Regions from separate parts of the Homo sapiens genome. Here region 2 is linked to region 1. A link is a loop called in an ENCODE intact Hi-C map of the cell type or tissue named here. Cell type or tissue: heart right ventricle. All regions are shown on one strand. Region 1 has its middle 17 kb from the start of CDIN1. Region 2 overlaps CDIN1 (CDAN1 interacting nuclease 1).

Region 1 (2,500 bases):
GAGATGAGGAACTTGTTGGGAACTGGAGCAAAGGTCATTCTTTCTGTGCTTGAGCAAAGAGACTGGCAGCTTTTTGCCCCTGCCTTAGAGAGATCTGTGGAACTTTGAACTTGAAAGAGATGACTTGGCATACCTGGTAGAAGAAATTTCTAAGCAGCAAAGCATTCAAGAGGAAGCAGAGCATAAAAGTTTGGAAAATTTGCAGCCTGATGATGTGATAAAAAAGAAAAACCAATTTTCTAGGGAGATATTTAAGCCAGCTGCAGAAATTTCCATAAGCAAGGAGGAGCCTGATATTAATCACTAAGACAATAGGGAAAATGTCTCCAAGGTCTGTCAGAGACTTTAATGACAGCTTCTCCCATCATAGGCGCAGAGGCCTAGGAGGGAAAAATGGTTTCCTGGGCCAGTCTGTTCTGGCAGCCCAACCATGGCTAAAAGGGGCCAAGGTAGAGCTCAGGACATTGCTTCAGAGGCTGCAAGCCCCCAGCCTTGGCAGCTCCTATGTGGTGTTGGTCTTGTGGGTGCACAGAAGACAAGAACTAAGGTTTGGGAACCTCTGCTAGATTTCAGAGGCTGTATGGAAATGCCTGGATATCAAGGCAGAAGTTTGCTGCAGGGGCAGAGCCCTCATGGAGAACCTCTGCTAGGGCAGTGCAGAAGGAAAATGTGGGGTCAGAGTCCCCACACAGAGTTCCCACTGCGGCACTGCCTAGTGGAGCTGTGAGAAGAGGGCAACCATCCTTCAGACACCAGAATGATAGATACACCAATAGCTTGCACAATGTGCCTGGAAAAACCACAGACACCCAATGAAAGCAACTAGGAGAGGGGTTGCACCTTGCAAAGCCACAGGGGCAGAGCTACTCAAGGCTGTGGGAGCCCACTTCTTGCATCAGCATGACTTGGATGTGAAGCATGGAGTCAAAGGAGATCATTTTGGAATTTTAAGATTTAATGATTGCCCTGTTGGATTTCAGACTTGCATGGGGCCTGTAGCCCCTTCGTTTTGGCCAATTTCTCCCATTTGGAATGGGTGTAGTGACCCAGTGCCTGTACCCCCATTATATCTAGGAAGTAACTAACTTGCTTTTGATTTTACAGGCTCATAGGCAGAAGGGACTTGACCTATTTCAGACAACAGTCTGAACTTGGATTTTTGAGTGAATGCTGGAATGACTTAAGACTTTGGGGGACTGTTGGAAAGGCATGATTGTGTTTTGAAATATGAGAACATGAGATTTGGGAGGGGCTGAGGCAGAATGATATGGTTTGGCTATGTCCCCACCCAAATCTCATCTTGAATTGTAGTTCCCATAATCCCCACATGTCAAGGGTGAGACCAGCTGGAGATAACTGAATCATGAGGCCAGGTTCCCCCCATGCTGTTCTCACGATAGTGAGTTAGTTCTCATGAGATTTGATGGTTTTATAAGGGGCTTCTCCCTTCATTTGGCACTCATTCTCTCTCCTGCTGCCCTGTGAAGAGGTAACTTCCACCATGATTGTAAGTTTCCTGAGACCTCCTCAGCATGCAGAACTGTGAATCAATTAAAAGTCTTTCCTTTATAAATTACCCAGTCTTGGGTATGTCTTTGTTAGCAGTGTGAGAACAGTCTAATACACTGAGGACAAAGAGATTAAGATACAAACCCTGTCCTCGAGGACCTAACAGAGGAAGACAAAAATGGAAACAGATCATTGCAAAGTAGTAGTAGCAATCCCTATGTTAGTGATATATGTGGGATGCTATAAAGATAGGAGGCTCACCTTATTTTTACATCCTTAATTGGCACTTGAAGGAAAGTGTATGAAAGCTTTTTCCCTCATCTTTCCTCCTCCATGAACTTATTCATCTGTTAGGAACTGCATGTTCCACTCCAAATTCATGTGTTGAAATCCTAACTCTCAATGTGATGGTATTAGGAGGTGGGTCCTTTCAGAAGTAATTAAGTTCTAAGGGTGAAGCCCTCATGAATGGGACTTGTGCCTTTCTGATATGGTTTGGATTTGTGTCCTCACCCAAATTTCATTTTGAATTGTAATCCTCAATGTTGGAAGAGGGGCCTGGTGGGAGGTGATTGGATCATAAGGACAGACTTTCTCCTTGCTGTTCTTCTGGTAGTAAGTTCTCACAAGATCTGGTTATTTAATAGTGTGTAGCACCTCCCCTTTCTCTTTCTTCCTCCTGTTCCAGGCATGTAAGACGTGCTTGCCTCCCCTTCACCTTCCACCATGATTGTAAGTTTCCTGAGGCCTCCTCAACCATGCTTCCTGTACACCCTGTGAATCTGTGAGCTAACTAAACCTCTTTTATCTATAAATTACCCAGTCTCAGGTATTTCTTTATAGCAGTGTGGGAACAGACTAATACACCTTGTAAGAAGAAACAGAAGAACTTGCTTACTCTATTTGCTCTCTGCCATGTCAGGGTACGATGAGAAGATGGTCATCTGCAAACCAAGAAGTGGGCCCACACCTCACTAGATCTACCAGTGCC
Region 2 (2,500 bases), 50 kb after region 1:
CTGACTCATTCTCTTAGCGTTATGTTACCCAAATTATCTGCATAACATTCTGTAGTAAGATCATTTTTAACAAGTTATTTGAAAGAACTTATTATAACAGGCTTTTTTGGGGGAGGCCTTAGCACTTCTTGGCAATTTGTTTAGGTACAGTTGGAGAATCTGGTTCTGACTGAACTGGGTAGCTATTGACAATACTCAGATAGACAGTAGGGAGTCCTTTAGTTCTGAGAATAACTGTGTTTTCTACTTACCAGAAGCAATGCCTTTTGAATATAAAAGTCTTGGGGAGGCTGAGTCCTGTGCTACATACTCTTTTGAGAGTCCACTCTCCAGCACGTGGAAATTGTCAACAAACAGGTGCTTGATAAATATTTGTTGAAATTCTGAATAAGTGAACTAACCACCTATTTCAAGAGGCTTCCAAATGTGTAGCTATTTAATGTACATTGGTGGGTTTAATGAAATGAAGAAAGACTGAGAAGGAAACTTATACAAAATTATCATGGGTTGGTTGAGTGAATCTAGGTATACCTGCATCTCTTTTGAGATGAAATGTCCATACCTCATAAAATCAGCTGATTTTAAAATTTTCTTAGTATTATCATTATCTTGAAAGAGAATAGGAGAAAGAAAGTTTGTGTTTTGGGAATCGAATACTTTATTCCTAAAGTTGGTAAATATTTTACTAAACGGAATCGATCATGTCTTGAACTAAAAACATCAGCAAGGCATTTGCCTTTTATCAAATGAATATCAAGTTGTTTTTTTGGTGGTATCTCTAGCCCTACACTCTGTTATTCACCAATGGTGTTTGTGAAATGAAGTTCATAATTATTAGAGATAACTCTTAAAGGAATAACATATAGTAGGAATTTAAAATGGCTTAAATTTATTGAGTAAGTAAAGTGAATGAAGACAACTTTTAGCCGTGGTACATTGTTCAGAATTATAGTAGCTTCATTTATAATTGTTGAGTTCACTTGGATAGAGTGCTGTTCCCATGATAGAAAATGTAGTTTTCCCCAGGTGTCTGTTTTCTCATTCTTCTAATGTGATAGAATCCTCCAGTTTTGACCAGAACATGACTTCCAAGAACAGAGGCGTCCTTGTATCTTTCATGGCCATGGGACTGAGTTCTGGCTATTGCAGAGTAAGCGTAAGTTTCATGTGGCAGCTTAGTTTTATGTGGAGCCTTCCCTAAGAGACAGCCCTTGTCTCTCTTCTTCAGGATCCTTTCTCAGTCTTGCTGTCTGGAATGCACATGCCACAGTCTTAACTGTGGGCTGATAGAATGGTGAGCTGACAGGAGCCTGGGTCCCAAGGACTTCCTGGAGCAAAATTGCTGTGGTGGAAGAGACAAATCTTACTGGGAAAGACAAACATTTCTGTACGGTATAATCCACAGTTATTTGGGATTGTATTTTCTATCCCTCGTAAGCGAACCTCACCCCATCTATTAGAGATAGATGGGCTGGGTTTTATCAGATTGGATTCCTAGGATATGAGATCAGAATGAGGCTGCATGAGAACAAGTTTGTCACCATATTCAGAGCCATTTTAAAGTGTGTGCCTTACTGATTGCTGGTGAGTCACGTAGCCTTTTAGTAAGCTTGGCATGTTATGATGCTGAGCGTCTTTACTTCCCTGGTTCTGGATTTGGTCTGACTATGTCAGGACTTGTATATGGCTTTTACAGATTTCCTGCAATGACTAGTCTGCATTATCTTCTTGGATGTTGTAAAGATAGAGAGTTGGGTTAGGGAGCGGTTACTGATTATATAATCAACAGGTCACAGTGCTCTTTTCAGGCATCATTATTTTTAGTCTGGACATAAACATCTTTTCCCTAAGAAAACGTTTCCATCAATCTCAGTATTTGTCGATATCTCTTAAAAAGGTAACAGTTGGTTGCTTGAATTTTGTGATATTGTAGCCATTATCAAAATGAAAGCAGAGGCCAAAACATACTAGGTTTTTGTTCTGTATTTGATATAGTCAAAATTTCTAAGACTTAATTAGGAGCACACACTCTCTTATTCTTGTGAAGCTTAAAATCACTAATTGTTAGGCACCACGGTGTTTGGAAGCAAAACATCTCCGTTAGCAATGGCATCTCTGTTATGTGTTCACATGTTATCTCAATGCATGTTCATTTGCTGTGTCTGTGAGTTGCAATGTTTTTACATTTTCCCTTAAAATGGATGTGTGTGTTTGGTATGCGGGTGTGGATGTTAGGGAATGAGAGGAGGAGGGTCATTCTTCACTAAGTCATCACTTGGAAGGCTAATAGGTGCAAGTCACTGTGCTATATATTGATGACGTAAAGTTAAAAAGATGTAAAGATAAAAAAAGGATTCCTTGTCTTAAGAACTCAGTTTTGGAGAGGAGGCTGCAACGCTGAGTGGAGGAGGCAGGAACTGGAGCGTGAGCAGTAGCTAGGTGGGCACCATGGCTGGGATCACCACCATCAAGGCGGTGAAGCGCAAGATCCAGGTTGTGC

Evidence for each region. A loop is a pair of places that touch in the nucleus more often than their neighbours do. Peaks named below come from ENCODE experiments on the same cell type or tissue, not always from the same donor. Only the 100,000 strongest peaks of a DNase experiment are listed, where the experiment ranks them.
Region 2: a loop joins it to region 1, with 3 times the contacts of the local background. A loop is called at or near these places in 4 of 110 quality-filtered maps.

What each region holds. Positions count from the first base shown.
Region 1 is chr15:36,561,411-36,563,910 of GRCh38, forward strand. No RefSeq gene overlaps it. Among named protein-coding and RNA genes, the nearest start is that of CDIN1, 17 kb to the right of the region's middle. In heart right ventricle, no CTCF peak of the experiment used is centred here; no DNase peak of the experiment used is centred here.
Region 2 is chr15:36,611,024-36,613,523 of GRCh38, forward strand. The region is part of intron 1 of CDIN1 (CDAN1 interacting nuclease 1); the gene reads left to right. It also overlaps the pseudogene LOC751603. Among named protein-coding and RNA genes, the nearest start is that of CDIN1, 33 kb to the left of the region's middle. In heart right ventricle, no CTCF peak of the experiment used is centred here; no DNase peak of the experiment used is centred here; H3K27ac peaks cover 2,434 bases.